2 separate regions of the Homo sapiens genome follow, and region 2 is linked to region 1. A link is an interaction called in ENCODE POLR2A ChIA-PET data of the cell type or tissue named here. Cell type or tissue: PC-9. All regions are shown on one strand.

The links. Peaks named below come from ENCODE experiments on the same cell type or tissue, not always from the same donor. Only the 100,000 strongest peaks of a DNase experiment are listed, where the experiment ranks them.
Region 2: POLR2A ChIA-PET joins it to region 1 with 16 read pairs; 2 of 35 experiments call an interaction of 5 or more read pairs at or near these places.

What each region holds. Positions count from the first base shown.
Region 1 is chr6:73,322,693-73,330,692 of GRCh38, forward strand. It overlaps the pseudogene SDCBP2P1 and the pseudogene PAICSP3. Among named protein-coding and RNA genes, the nearest start is that of C6orf147, 16 kb to the left of the region's middle. In PC-9, a CTCF peak has its summit at 4,122 (motif pointing left); no DNase peak of the experiment used is centred here.
Region 2 is chr6:73,640,927-73,648,926 of GRCh38, forward strand. SLC17A5 (solute carrier family 17 member 5) reads right to left here. Exons shown (of 11, transcript NM_012434.5): 2 at 3,481-3,677; 3 at 765-998. Among named protein-coding and RNA genes, the nearest start is that of SLC17A5, 9.1 kb to the right of the region's middle. RefSeq lists enhancers at 935-1,104, 1,343-1,512, 1,842-2,011, 2,621-2,790, 3,754-3,923. In PC-9, no CTCF peak of the experiment used is centred here; a DNase peak (open chromatin) is centred at 3,285; H3K27ac peaks cover 1,726 bases.

The sequences.
Region 1 (8,000 bases):
CTCTGTCCTCCTTTCCCCACCCTTACCCCTGCTTCCCAGTAACCTCTGAAGCACTAGGTCCCATAGGCCAGGCTGACCCCCTGCACCCCTGGTGTCTGCAAACTGCTGTCTCAGTTTCCTAGCCAGCCCAGGGGGTGGAGGAACAGCCTGGGCATGTGGTATGAGATCAAGGCCCAGGTACACAACATCCACCTGTGCAAAGACAAACATGGCAAGACTGGGCTGCAGCTGCAGACCACCAACAAGGGGCTCTTTGTGCAGGTGAGGTGGTCCAGGCCAACACCACTGCATCCCTCATGCTGCTGTGCTTTGGGGACCAAATCCTACAGATTGATGGGCATGACTGTGCCAAGTGGAACATGGAAAAAGCCCATCTGGCAGATGTGAGAGGGAATTGGCCAAGAAGATTGTTATGGTCATTCAGGACAGGATAGTCCAGTGGATTGTCACCATGCACAAGGACAGCACAAGCCATGGTGGCTTCATCATCAAGAAGGGAAAGGTCTTCCCTGTGGTCAAAGGGAGCTCTGTGGTCCTCAAGGACTCTTCACCAACCACCATGTGTGCCAGGTTCAAGAACGTTTAACAAGCACTGTGCAGAGTGTCATTGGGCTGAAAGAGATCTCAGAGATTCTGGCCACAGCCAGGAACATTGTCACCCTGATCATCATCCCCACTGTGATCTATGAGCACATAGTCAAAAAGTTTTCCCTGACCCATCGCCACCACATATGGACCACTTCATCCCAGATGCCTGAAGCCACAGGAGGGCAGCTTAGGCCCTCCCACCCTCCTGCAGGAAAGGCCAGCCACTCTTGAATGACAGGTTGCAGCCTGCCTGCTGCCCCAGGACAAGGCTTTGTTGAGGGGATGTATTCCAGATGGGTGGACATCAGATGGTGTGAGTCTGTCATTTGTACACACAGGCCTCCTTAAAGCCTCATACTCCTAGCTGGGCTGAGGCTTGGGCAGGGCCCACAGGCAACCGATCATAGCTCACTGCAGCCTTGCATTTCAGGGCTCAAGCAATCCTCCCACCTCAGCCTCCCGAGTAGCTGGGATTATAGGCGCATGCTATCACACTGTGCTTTTTTTTTTTTTTTTTTTTTTTTTTTTTTTAGTTTATGTAGAAATAGGGTCCCACTAAGTTTCCCAGGCTGGTCTCAAACTCCTGGACTCAAGCAATCCTCCCACCTCAGCCTCCCACAGTGCTGGGATTACAGGCATGAGCCACCATGCTCACACTTGACCTTCTGTGCTGGCTTAACTGCTGGGCATGGAAGCAGGCTGGCTAAACACTTAAACGTGCAATTGAATCCCAAGAAAACAGTTACATATTTTAAAAGAAGGAAACTACATTCTGAGAACTTTTTATTTGCCTTTATTTGCTCTTTGTCCGACTATAATAATTATAACCTTTTACAGTCTTTTGAATAAAGATTTTGTTGTAAACAAACTTAAAAAGAACTTCTAAAACCTAAAATCTATTAATAAAAATTGAATAATTATAAAATACTTACAAATGAAATTATGTGGGCCAGATGCAGTGGCTCATGCCTATAATCCCAGCACTTTGGGTGGCCAAGATAGGAGGATTACTTGAGCCCAGGAGTTTGGGACCAGCCTGGGCAACATAGTGAGACCCTCACCTCTATAAAAACAATAATAATAATAAATTTAATTTTAATTTTTAAAAAATGATGTGATGTCTAGAATTTGCTTCAATCTGGATATGGGAAATATGATAAAAACAAGATTATTGATAACAGGTGAAGCTAGATAATAGGTAAATTAAGTTCATTACACTGGTCCCTCTATCTTTGTCTGAAATATTTTGTTATAGAAAGTAAAAAAAAAATAATTAATTTTTTTTAAAAAAAGAATGAGTTCTGCCGGGCGCGGTGGCTCACTCCTGTAATCCCAGCACTTTGGGAAGCCAAGGCAGGCGGATCATGAGATCAGGAGATCAAGACCATCCTGGCTAACACAGCGAAACCTCATCTCTACTAAAAATACAAAAAAATTAGCTGGGCATGGTGGCGGGCACCTGTAGTCCCAGCTACTTGGGAGGCTGAGGCAGGAGAATGGTGTGAACCCAGGAGGTGGAGCTTGCAGTGAGCCAAGATTGCCACTGCACTCCAGCCTGGGCGACAGAGCAAGACTCCATATCAAAAAAAAAAAAAAAAAAAAAGAATGAGTTCAAATTCTATAGCCAGATACGGAAAGGAAAAAAGCTTGAGAGTAGGTTAAGAAGGGGTATTTTACTTGTCATCTTATATCCTTCTCTACTGTGTGTGTATTAAAAAATACAGCATTAAGCCTGGGCACCGTGGCTCATGCCTATAATCCAAGCATTTTGGGAGGCCAGGGTGGGTGGATTACCTGAGATCAGGAGTTTGAGGCCAGCCTGGCCAACATGATGAAATCCCATCTCTACTAAAAATAAAAAAATTAGCCGGGCATGGTGGTGGGCACCTGTAATCCCACTTACCCAGGAGGTTGAGGCAGGAGAATTGCTTGAACTGGGAGGCAGAGTTTGCAGTAAACTGAGATCGCGCCATTGCACTCCAGCCTGGGTGACAGAGCAAGACTTCGTCTCAAAAAAAAAAAAAAAAATAGAAATCTTGGAATACATTTTAATAACAGAAAAAGCTCAACAGATATGCATTTAACAGAGAATAAAACTGCAAAACTTCCCAGGTTCATAAAGGTGCCAGGTAGGCCAGGCGCAGTGGCTCACGCCTGTAATCCCAGCACTTTGGGAGGCTGAGGCAGGCAGATCCCCTGAGGTCAGGAGTTCGAGACCAGCCTGGCCAACATGACGAAAACCCATCTCTACTAAAAATACAAAAATTAGCCGGGCGTGGTGGTGGGCACCTGTAATCCCAGCTACTCGGGAGGCTGAGGCAAGAGAATCGCTTGAACATGGGAGGCGGAGGTTACAGTGAGCCAAGATAGTGCCATTGCACTCTAGCCTGGACAATGAGAGCGAAACTCCATGAAAAAAAAAGAAGAAAAAAAAGTTCCAGGTAAATTTAGGTTGTTTTTTTTATCATTGCTAGTTGTTGATATTGTTCTCTTCTTGCTTCACCTTTGTCTGCAATTACTCAAACTGCTGTGATAGCTGCTCCTCTTCTACAGAGCTGGAGTTCCGCATGGCTGGGGTTCAGTGTGCCAGGAAGCCCTTGGACCAATCAGACTCAGCAAGCTGACTCATGGCTGTTCTTCCTACATATGAGAAAAAATGTGACAATTCTTCCTATATATGAGAATAATAGTTTGATAAATGACAACTAGGAGAGCACGGCACTCAAGTATTGAGCCATTCCCTTCCAAAAAAGAACTTCTACAACTTACAATCCACAGGGTAGAGGGTAGGAGAAATGAGGAAATTAAATGTTCTTCAAAATCTTTATCTTCTGGCCAGGTGCAGTGGCTCACGCCTGTAATCCCAGCACTTTGGGAGGCCAAGGCAGGCAAATCATGGGGTCAGGAGTTCAAGACCAGCCTGACCAACATGGTGAAACCCCGTCTCTACTAAAAATACAAAAATTAGCAGGGAATGGTGATGCACACCTGTAATCCCAGCTACTCAGGAGGCTGAGGCAGGAGAATCACTTGAACCCGGGAGGCGGAGGTTGCAGAGAGCCAAGATCATGCCTCTGCACTCCAGCCTGGGTGACAGAGCAAGACTCCATCTCAAAATAAAATAAAATAAAACAAAACAAAATAAAATAAGGATGCAATCAATCAGTTTAGGCCCTGGTAAAGAAAATGAAGTGTTCTTGACTTTGGCTACAAAGTACCTTAAAGGATCTTAGACCAACTGCAGAAGGAGGCTGACTGTACCCAGACTCCCACAGTTAATGAAGTTTGTCCTTATGTAAATGATGGTTATTATGCTGAAAGATGATTGGTAAATGAACTTGGAAGTTCTTCCCTTTTCTCTTTTCCTTTTATGTATTTGATGATCTCTGGAGGAGTTTATGATGAAGACTGCTCTGAAAAAGTGTCCTAAAAATTCTAAGACAAAGGCTTCTTTGCCTCCTAAATAAGACACTGAAAAACAGCAAGCTTAAGAATCACCATAAATAAGATTCTAGCTCTACCTAGTGGCCAAAAATGGGATTAACCCCCTGAAATGAGGAATTTTACCAAATTTGCAAAAATGTGAGACATCTTAACAGAAAATAGGGAGATAGAGGGGGACCCAAATGTTGTTAAAAGGACAGGCACTAGGTTAAAATACGTATGTATGGTTGCTCTCTTCCCAGCACAGTCGCAGTCCTCAGCCCACTCAGGATAATGGCGACACCTGAGGTACTGAACATGAAAAAAAACTGTATGAGGCCAGGCGTGGTGGCTCACGCCTGTAATCCCAGCACTTTGTGAGGCCGAGCTGGGCGGATCACCTGAGGTCAGGAGTTCAAGACCAGCCTGGCCAACATGGCGAAACCCTGTCTCTACTAAAAATACAAAAATTAGCCGAGCGTGGTGGCAGACGCCTGTAATTCCAGCTACTCAGGAGGCTGAGGCAGGAGAATCACTTGAACCCGAAAGGTGGAGGAGGTTTCAGTTAGCCAAGATTGTGCCATTGCACTCCAGCCTACGCAACAAAAGCAAAACTCTGTCTCAAAAAAATAAATAAAAATTAGCTGGGCAAGATGGTGGGCACCTGTAGTCCCAGCTACTGGGGAGGCTGAGACAAGAGAATCACTGGAACCCTGGAGGCAGAAGTTGCAGTGAGCCGAGATTGTGGCATTGCACTCCGGCCTGGGCAATGAGAGCGAGACTCTGTCTCAAAACAAAACAAAAACTGTATGAAGGTAAAACAAAAGAAGTCTACAGATTGTTAGATGGTCCAGGAAAAGTCCTCCTGAAGTCCAAGGACCCAATTGCAGTGGTTAATGCAGCTAGAAAAAATCACCTGGAAGGGTGGTTTTCAGTTGTTACAGGAAGCAGGTATTAAAACTGTTTTCACCAGAAAATGTGGAGAGACAGCTTTCATTGCACCCTAGTGTGAAGTGGTTCCAATTGAATGGGTTTGCAGGATAGCAACTGGTTTGTTTCTCGAAAGAAATAAATCCCAGTGTCAAGGAAGGATATAAGTTTTATCCATCTAAAGTGAAGATGTTTTTCAAGGATGATGCCAATAATGACCCACAATGATCTGAGGAACAGTTGATTGTTGCAAAATTTTGCTTTATTGGACTTGTTATAGGCCAAACTGAAGGGGATATCATGAGTCATGCTACACAGGTTATTTTTGAAATACTGGAGAAATCCTGGTTACCCCAGAACTATACCCTGGTTGATATGAAGATTGAATTTGGTGTTGATATAACCACCAAAGAAATGGTTCTTGCTGATGATTCCTGGAGACTGGCCATTACGAGATTGAAGCCAACAGAAAGACAAACAGTCTTACTGGGAGCTCAAAGAAGTAACTCCTGAAGGGCTCCAAATGGTAAAGAAAAGCTTTGAGGCCGGGCACGGTGACTCATGCCTGTAATCCCAGCACTTTGGGAGGCCAAGGCAGGCAGATCACCCAAGGTCAGGAGCTCGAGAGCAGCCTGGCCAACATGGTGAAACCCTGTCTCTACTAAAAATACAAAAATTAGCTGGGCGAGGTGGCGCACGTCTGTAGTCCCAGCTACTCGGGAGGCTGAGGCAGGAGAATCACTTGAACCCGGGAGGCAGAGCTTGCAGCGAGCCAAGATCGCCTCACTGCACTCCAGCCTGGGCGACAGAGTGAGACCCCATCTCAAAAAAAAAAGAAAAAGAAAAAGAAAAGAAAAGAAAAGCTTTGAGTGGGTTGCAGAGAGAGTCAAGTTGCTTTTGAAATCGGAAAGTTAGTGCACAATTGTAGTATTGATGAGCTCTATTTCTGATCTTGGTCACTGTGAAAACATCAAGGTCTGTAGAAATGTTGGCACTCCATGTGAACTATCCACACATAGAGGACCAAATGAAACCCTAAAAATTAAAGCTGCGTGTGAAGGGGATGGCATTGCTGTTGTACTTGTGGCAGTGGCAGGCAGAAGCAATGGTTTGGGACCAGTGATGTCTGGGAACACTGCATATCCAGTTATCAGCTGTCCTCCCCTCACACCAGACTGGGGAGCTCAGGATATGTGGTCTCTCTTTGAGTACCTAGTGGTCTTGGCTGTTCAACCATCCTTTCTCCAGAAGGATTAGGTCAGTTTGCGGCTCAGTATTTGGATTAAACAACCATTTGGTATGGGGCAAACTGCAAGCAGGCATTTTGAACACATGGATTTCCTTGAAGCTGGCTGACAAGAAAATCAGATAATGTAATTTATGAGAAAGAACATCGTTGCATTTTTTAGGGGGAAAACTGTAAATTTCTAATTTAGCTGCAGGAAAATCAAGATGAAAAGGTTATTTTAGAGAACACAAGTAAAATTTATTAGTGAATGAATGCTTCCCTAGATCCATATTAATAAATATGACCACCTAACCCATCGTTTCTTGAGCTAGACACCAACATTTTTCAGCCAGTCTTTATCATTCCTCTGATTTTACCCGTTTTTCTTAAGTATTGGTGGTCTCTAGTATTGAGTTTCTTCCTTAATACTGATTGGATGATCTTAACTCTCTCAGCTAAAACTAGCATTACTGATTCCCAGCCATGTGCCTCTAGACTTGGTTTCTTTTTTGATTTTTGGTGGTGTTTGTTTTGAGTCAGGGTTTCACTGTCACCCAGGCTGGAGTGCAGTGGCATAATCCTGGCTGACGGTTGCCTCCTGCTCCTGAACTCAAGTAGTTCTCTCACCTTAGCCTCCCAAAGTGCTGGGATTACAGGAGTGAGCCACTGTGCCTGGCTAGATTCTTATTTTCAACTGTCCATTTCTCCCTGTACATCGCATGGCCATTCCCATAAAAACCAGAGTGCTCCCAATTTTATTAATCTTCCATCTAGCCTATAACTTTCGGTATACTCACTGTTGCAAGTCAGAAGCTTGATTTCATCTTTGATGTTTTTCTCTGACCTTTCATATCTCACTATCACCAAGTCATATTGATTTTAATTTCTGATTATCCCTTGAGTTTACCCTGTTTCTCATCCTCTGTACAAAAGCCTCAAGTGAGGATCAAATTCAACATTATCCTGATCTATACCAGTCCCCATTCTCAATCCAGCCTTTTCCAAGTTGATTGCCCAAGGACTTCTAACATAATATACTCTTAACTATTTTGCACCACAGACTTCTTTGAAAATATATATGCTGTTGACTCTCTCTGGAGAATATTGCACACATAAAATTTACCAACAGATTTCACTGGTTCTTGGGTTCTCCTGAAGCCGATCCATGGTTTGTAAATTAAGAATTGCTGATGTGGGCAGGGCATGGTAGCTCACACCTGTAATCTCAGCACTTTGGGAGGCCAAGTTGGGTGGATCACCTGAGGTCAGGAGTTCGAGACCAGCCTGGCCAACATGGTGAAACCCCAGCTCTACTGAAAATACAAAAATAGGCCGGGCGTGGTGGCTCACACCTGTAATCCCAGCACTTTGGGAGGTCGAGGCAGGCAGATCACAAGGTCAAGAGATCGAGACCATCCTGGCCAACATGGTGAAACCCTATCTCTATTAAAAATACAAAAAAAAATTTAGCCAGACATGGTGGTGGGCACCTGTAGTCCCAGCTACTCAGGAGGCTGAGGGAGGAGAATCACTTGAACCCGGGAGGCGGAGGCTGCAGTGAGCTGAGATCACTCCACTGCACTCCAGCCTGGGTGACAGAGCGAGACTCTGTCTCAAAAAAAAAAAAAAAGAAAAGAAAAGAAAATACAAAAATAAGCCAAGCGTTGTGGTGCATGCCTGTAATCCCAGCTACTCAGGAGGCTGAGGTAGGAGAATTGCTTGAATCTGGGAGGCAGAGGTTGCAGTGAGCCAAGGTCGTGCCACTTCACTCCAGCCCAGACAACAGAGCGAGACTCCATCTCAGAAAAAAAAAAAAAAAAGAATTGCTGAT
Region 2 (8,000 bases), 320 kb after region 1:
TACAAGACCAGAAAAAATAAAAGAATAAGCGATAAAAAAGAAATTAAATGCAACTCAACAGTCTATTGTGTAAAATGTGCTTCAGACTTGGGCATCAATGATAGAGCAGAGTTTAACGGTGGCAAGAGCACAAGAGGTAAGGATGGTCAATCTTAACCATTTTTTTTTCTTTTGAGATGGAGACTTGCTGTCGTCCAGGCTGGAGTGCAGTGGCGCGATCTTGGCTCACTGCAACCTCTGCCTCCCGGGTTCAAGCAGTTCTCCCACTTCATCCTCCCGAGTAGCTGCAATTACAGGTGTGCACCACCATGCCCGGCTAATTTTTGTATTTTTAGTAGAGATGGGGTTTCACCTGTTGGCCAGGCTGGTCTCAAACTCCTAACCTCAAGTGATCCACCTACCTTGGCCTCCCAAAATGCTGGGATTACAGGCATGAGCCACCACGCCCGGACTATCTTAACCATTTATTAATGGTTTATTTTCTTCTCTCCTAAAGTATGAGCTATGAAGTCTCTTTTGGAAAAAAGTTTTCTCTGGTTTTTGAGTAAAGGTTCCAATTTCGGGGTGCTCCTACTAGAGACCTCATTTACCACAAACAAAATCTATTCAGGTAATTTTCTAGTTAGTCCTTTCTCTAAAAAATAAACCCCTGTTATCATCCAACGTTATTTTTTGGTTCATATTCATACCAAAGAATGACATCTTTAAGAAGAAGAGAAGGAGACACACGGTAAGAAGTAAAACAAGAGAGAAAAGAAAATTACCTCTCCTAGTCCTTCTAGTGCTCTGAGTACAATGAGTGGTCCAACTCCTAAATCTGCAGCAATGGGAGTGAACAGGGTGAGGACAGCAGTGCCAAGGATCCCAAATCCTAGCAGCATTTTCCCCCCTATTTTGCTGGCAACATATCCTCCAGGAATCTGTGTGATGATGTAGCCATAAAAAAAGGAACCGAGAATCCATCCTTGAGTTTCTGCATCCCATTGGTACTTCTTACCCTACAAAAATCAGAAAAGAATAAAACAATCCTTTAAGACCTTCACAGAGCAGCTCTTTTCTCTTACTGGCATGTAAGTACATATAAATGAGATTTTGAACCACTATTTTGGACTGAAGAACATGCAAACTTTCTAGTAGGTGGGTGAGTCATAACAATATAGATATACAGTATTTAGAAGTGAATGAAAAAGAACTGACAGTCGTAAACTTCAAGAAGGCTTGCAATTTTATAAAACTAGACTGCAGGATGAGCTGCCAGAAGCTTTATAATAACTATGACCAAGAAGGCTCACAAAAGAATCACAAAAAAGGCTTGGGTATCTCTGAGCCTACTATGGCTCGGGAGGCTGCCGCCCCCCCGGCCCTGCCTCCCCCTCCCAAAAAAAGAGTCACAGGCTTAATCCAGAAAGCTATTAAGCAGAAAACTGTAGTGGCTGAGCTAGGCTTTGGGAACCAGGCTTGGTTTTAATCCTAGCTCTATTACTTACCGAATGTGTGATCTGGGAAGAGGAAATGAAATAGGCACATAAAATAAGGCTTGATGTACAGTTAGTGTTCACTTAGTGCTGGCTATTAACATGCATAAATGTAGATATTAATAATATCTCCCCATTTCAGACGAAGCACTTAAACAAGCACATGGAACAATTCCAAAGAGCAAGAATTTAAATCAAGCCACAAACTTCATGTGAATAGAACCTGTGTTTTCATTAGTAACAGCACACAGCAAGGTACTAATGAAGATTTAGTGACTGATCTGAGTATCTGACATTTTTAATGCAGTGTAGCTGTATAACAAAGCCAACATGTCAAGAACCATTCCGGGATTTCTTTCTACTGCTGATATAAGGCAGATGAAGATAAGTAGCAGGGTCAACAAAAGCACTTTGCAAAGAAAAAGACACAAAGCAAACTCTTACTTTTCCTTATTTAGGGTACCAATTTGCAGTTTATCTGTGGAATTCTAGGATTTCATGTACATTCCAGCAGTATTGTCCCTGAAGGTCACAGGTTGGAGTGGAGAAAGTGAGTGATGTGTACCCAAATGTTACTCAGCAACATTATTAAAGTCAAATATAAAGATTTTCGGAGAGATTTATTTTGTTTAGAGAGAAACCCTCTTTCCTGCTTGAATGCTCTGCTTGTGAATGATAGAGGAGATTCATCTAAGTATGAACTAGTATCTTCGTGAGCACTGAAAATGGGTGAAAATTTATTTATTTATTTATTTATTTATTTTTAAATTTTTTTTTTGAGACGGAATCTCGCTGTGGCCCAGGCTGGAGTGCAGTGGCGCGATCTCGGCTCACTGCAGGCTCCACCCCTTGGGGTTCACACCATTCCCCCGCTTCAGCCTCCCGAGTAGCTGGGACCACAGGCGCCCACCACCTCGCCCGTCTAATTTTTTGTATTTTCAGTAGAGATGGGGTTTCACCATGTTAGCCAGGATGGTCTTGATCTCCTGACCTCGTGATCCATGTGCCTCGGCCTCCCAAAGTGCTGGGATTACAGGTGTGAGCCACCGCGCCCGGCCAAAAATTTATTATTTTTTATTTATTTATTTTTTTGAGACGAAGTCTTGCTCTTGTTGCCCAGGCTGGAGTGGAATGGCGTGATCTCGGCTCACTGCAAACTCCACCTCCCAGGTTCAAGCAATTCTCCTGCCTCAGCCTCCTGAGTAGCTGGGATTATAGGTGTGTGCTACCACGCCCAGCTAATTTTTGTATTTTTAGTAAAGACAGGGTTTCACCGTGTTGGCCAGGCTGGTCTCGAACTACTCACCTCAGGTGATCCACCTGCCTCAGCCTCCTAAAGTGCTGGGATTACAGGCATGAGTCACTGCACCCAGCCTGCAAATGTACTTCTAAAAAGAATACTAGCTTTTCTTTCTGTACTATCTCCTCGTGTGATAAGCAACATAAAATGAAGTATATATAACTTAATTATAAACAAATGATGAATACACATTTATTAATACCACTATAACATAAGGCAGGCAAAATGACTTATGTGGCTTAGGTTGGGCATGTGTACATTCAGAAAAGAATGTCCTAAGAAACTGGCCAGTTCTTGTTTTTCATCTTGCAACTGAGATTACCTAAACTCTCTTGCAGCTGTAACTCTATAAGTGATATAGGGTTATAAATAATACTCCTATAAAAGCTATTTAGAAAATTTAAAACAGTTTAATTTTCTGTTATATAAAACAGGTTTTTCCAAATTTTCTTTAAGCATGGTATGTTTATAGAGGGAATGGAAGAACTACTTTTCAAACAGATGAAGGTGTATTACGGCATAGCAGTAGTAGCTATAGTTACAAGTTATTGCCCAATCAGTTCCTGGGAAAACACAAAAAGAAAGTGATTCAGAGTATACACAAACAAAGTATAGTTTCTGTAGGATGAAAAAAGACCTTTTAATATTTTTACTTGCAAGTATTTTAGGATAATTAAAATTGTTTCCTTAAAAAATAGCACCTACCGTTTGATTATGATGAACTTTTATGGGAGCAGAATGCTCTGGACACGCCTTGGAAGTTCTATTATCTTCTAAAGTTGTATTTGAATCTACCATATCCACTAACGCAACACTCAGATTCACACGTAATGCATACACAATGAAGAAACCAAAAAAGGCCAAAATTGCTAAGTTGTAACGAGCAGAGCAGCACACTGGAGCTGAAATAAAGATTGGGGAAAATTTTTATTTATTTTTAAATTTTTATTTTTAGAGACAGGGTTTTGCCATGTTGCTTAGGCTGGTCTTGAACTCCTGGGCTCAAGCCATCCACCCACCTCAGCCTCCCAAAGTGCTGTGATTATAGGCATTGGCCACCATACCCGGCTGCTTTAATTAAAAAAGTTAATTACATGATATTGTCTAAATAATGAAAAAGGTTGCTTTTTAAAAGTACAAAAATAATTATGAAAAAATGTTAAAGAATATTCTTAGATTAAGCAAATCTAAGAAACATTTGTCAAAGATTAGCTGTTTCTCATATCTGTAGTTTTGGTAAAAATTTCACACATGAGAGCCTGAACTATAAAAAAGTTCATTAAAACATGGAGGTAGTAGTTTTATCACCTTTGCTGAGAAAAAGATCTATTCCAGATTCAAACTGAACCCCTACTCCTTGTCAGCTGGCAAAGATATACGGCATGAGAAAAGCAGGTAAGGAGGTTTAATGGCATTACTATTTCTGAAAAACTATCTGAAACATGGTCAATAAGTACTTGAGTACTTACAATGACATGATATATTACTGATTATGAGTTAGTAGCCATCTCATTGTTAAATGTAGCATAGCAAAAAAAATTTACTGCCAAGGGTAGGGCATGAAATTTCTCTTGATAAATTTCTTACCTCGAAGAGTATCCTCAAAGGCTGGGTTTGAATCAGAAGCCATGATTAATACTTAAAGCCATCGTAAACTAAATGCATTTAAGAATCTAGAAGCAAACTTGCAGAACCTATGACAGTTGCAGCATCTGTGACAGTTGCTCAGTAGTTATCAAGCGTAAAGGGCTCACAGTAAAAAGGGAAATCAGTGAATGTACCACCATGATTAAAAAAAAAGGATGCCGGGCACAGTGGCTCACGCCTGTAATCCCAGCACTTTGGGAAGCCGAGGCGGGCGGATCACCTGAGGTCAGGAGATCGAGACCATCCTGGCTAACTCGGTGAAACCCCGTCTCTACTAAAAATACAAAAAATTAGCCGGGCGTGGTCGCGGGCGCCTGTAGTCCCAGCTACTCGGGAGGCTGAGGCAGGAGAATGGCGTGAACCCGGGAGGCGGAGCTTGCAGCGAGAGGAGATCGCGCCACTGCACTCCAGCCTGGGCGACAGAGACAGAGACTCCGTCTCAAAAAAAAAAAAAAAAAAAAAAAGAATGCAGAGTAGGTTGGAGGAACCAATAAAAGGATCATGTGAGAGGAGGAGTTTGACCTATTTATTACTCTAACTGTGGGCTTATGCATAGTTTCTCTTTTTTCTTCTTTTATTGAGTTGCAGAATTGGAGAGGGATAGGATTCAGGATGCTGACTAAGGATAATCAACCTCTTAGTAACAAAGAGAAATTAGCTAATCCAGAGTCTGAACATCTTTAAGTTTAGTAAACTCTGAGTGGCTGATAAATACCTCTTTAAAGATATAAACATGTATTTCATTAAGCAATGACATATTAAAATTAAATGAAAATATGTGTGCTTTTATTTGGTAATGACACATCAACATCATATAAATGTGTGTATGTTTTTCCCCTACTTAAGAATCCTGGTGTTTTCATTAACCTAGCATCAAAGGAGAGAATATATTTTACAGAATACAAAAGTCTTGATACTGGCTCAGATGAACTGATTTAGACTGAAACATTAATGAATATGCACAACTATACTTAGGTTTATATTAATATATTATGATCCAACTCACTTTTCTGTATGCCCTCCTATGTTTAACAACTGCTATTATTTTTTTTTCCCTGTGTAAGATTAACTTCTTTTAACAGGAAACTTTTCATTTGGCATTCTTAAATCCTTTCTTCAGGGGTACAGCTATGAAATTTATGGTACCACTACCATAGTTAGATCCAGATCTGTAAGAACTGAATTTCTAAAGTTCTATTCACATTGTCTCTATTACTAGAATCTAGGCGAATTTGCTTTCTGCTGCAACCAAATGGGCAGTTGTCCAGTTAATGACGGTTTGGATATTGTGAGGCATGTTTTGTAAAAAAACACATTTTCTTTTTTCTTTCTTTTTTTTTTTAGAGACAGGGTCTTGCTCTGTTGCCCAAGCTGGAGTACAGTGGGTGATCATAACTTTCTGTAACCTCGAACCCCTGGACTCAAGTGATCCTCTCACCTCAGCCTCTTGAGTAGCTGGGACTAAAGGCATATGGCAGCATATCTGACTAATTTTTAAATTTTTACTTGTAGAGTCGGGGTCTCACTATTTTGCCCAGGCTGGTCTTGAACTTTTGGCCTCAAGCAATCCTCCCATCTCAGCCTCCCAAAGCACTGGAATTATAGACGTGAGCCACTGTGCCCAGCAGAACATGTTTTCTTTATCATTGCTCTGTGTCAGGTGATATTACCTAGAAGTCTGGATGGGGGACTCAAAAATCTAGCTAAATGTGTGCATTAAAATGTGTTACTTTGAGCAATTTGGAGCAAGAAAAACCCAGATTTATGTACTATGTCTGTTTTGTCAATGCAGCATTTAAAAAGATCATTACCTATTTCAGCAAAGGAGTGATGAGATGTGATTTATGGTTTAAAAAGCTTATCTGGTTGATGGTTTAAAGAGCTCATCTGGACCCTGCATGGAGACTATAGAAAGGAGAAGTGTGAAGGGTGTAAGGAATGTACAGTCAGGGAGATCACTTAAAGGACTACTGTAGCTTTCCAGCTAAGAGATGAAGGTGGCTTAAACTACAGTGAAAGCAGCAGTGAAGAAAAATGGGCAGATCTGAGATGTTTAAAGGCAGAATTAACAGGCCTTGCCCAAATGTTAGATGTGGGAGTAAGTGAAGGGGAGGGATGAAGTTATTAGTAATTCTCTTACTCTAAAAAACTCTATTTTATGCTACTGTAATTTGTAATGTTATTACTTCATTCTATCCTTATTTGCAGTTATCTTATTTTACTGTACATTATTAGTTTTCCCTAAGTGATGCTTTATTGGGACTATGATATACCTTATCATGTGAATTACAAGGGGCTAGAATGTTGAGAAATGAAAGAAAGGTAAGTAAAATGATTTCAAATTACTCGTGGTATTACTTGGAAATCTGACCTACAAGTTATAGATCAGGCAACTTTAACTTTTGGATGCATAGTCAGTAATTAGAAAATAAAAAGCGGCCAGGCACGGTGGCTCACGCCTGTAATCCCAGCACTTTGGGAGGACGAAGCGGGTGGATCACCTGAGGTCAGGAGTTTGTAGACCAGCCTGGCCAACAAGGTGAAACCCCGTCTCTACTAAAAATACAAAAATTAGCCGGGCGTGGTGGCAGGCACTTGTAATCCCAGCTACTCGGGAGGTTGAGGCAGGAGACTCGCTTGAACCTGGGAGGTGGAGGTTGCAGTGAGCCGAGATCACGCCATCGCACTCCAGCCTGGGGGACAAGAGCGAGACTTCGTCTCAAAAAAAAAAGAAAATAAAAAGCCAACTCAGGTGTCACAAAGTATATTACTATGAGATTCTAAGAAATATTAAAAATAAACAATTACTAGCTAATAAAATGGTTGCTGATTACAAATATATTCAATCAGAAAATTTTTATTTCAAGAAGGTATAGCAGTAAAGAAAAACATGCCTGGGAATGTGAATATTCTTTGAAATTGATCCAACAAAAGCATGCTTGCATGACCAAGAGAGAGAACATCCATTGAGCATCAAGTTCAAAGCAAAATCATGCTTGCATAAGGAACATGGCACCCATCAAAAACAAACATCAGCTTCTAAAATGTGTTTTAAACTTAGGAATGTGTGTGGGTGTAACTGAAAGTACACAGGCTAATTTAGAGTGGGACCTGGGAATGAATCTGTTTCTGATTTTTCACTGGCTGTGTGCTTTTGTAGAAATTACTTACTAGTTTTCATTCTCAGGTTTCTTAGCTATAATATGTAGAGACCACCATCTACCCACTGGGCTGCATGGGGATTAAATGAAATACTGCAAGACATTATAGCAGGCACTTAGTAAAAAGGATTTCTTCCTCCTTTTTATCTGGAGAAAGTTATGCCAATAAGACAAAGTACTATGTACGTATATATAAAAAGGAACAAAAGAGGCACATTAATCTGATGGAGGGGACAGTGGAGACAGTCAGAGAAGGCCTCTTGGAGAAGTCTCTTCAAGGAGCAGGAAGTCACCAGTAGGGACAGATGGAACAATCCAAGCAAAAGCAGCAGCATGTACAGAGGTATGGAAATGAGACAGATAAACATAGGGAGAGCAGGACATTCTAAATGATCTGCAGTATCTAGATTATGTATT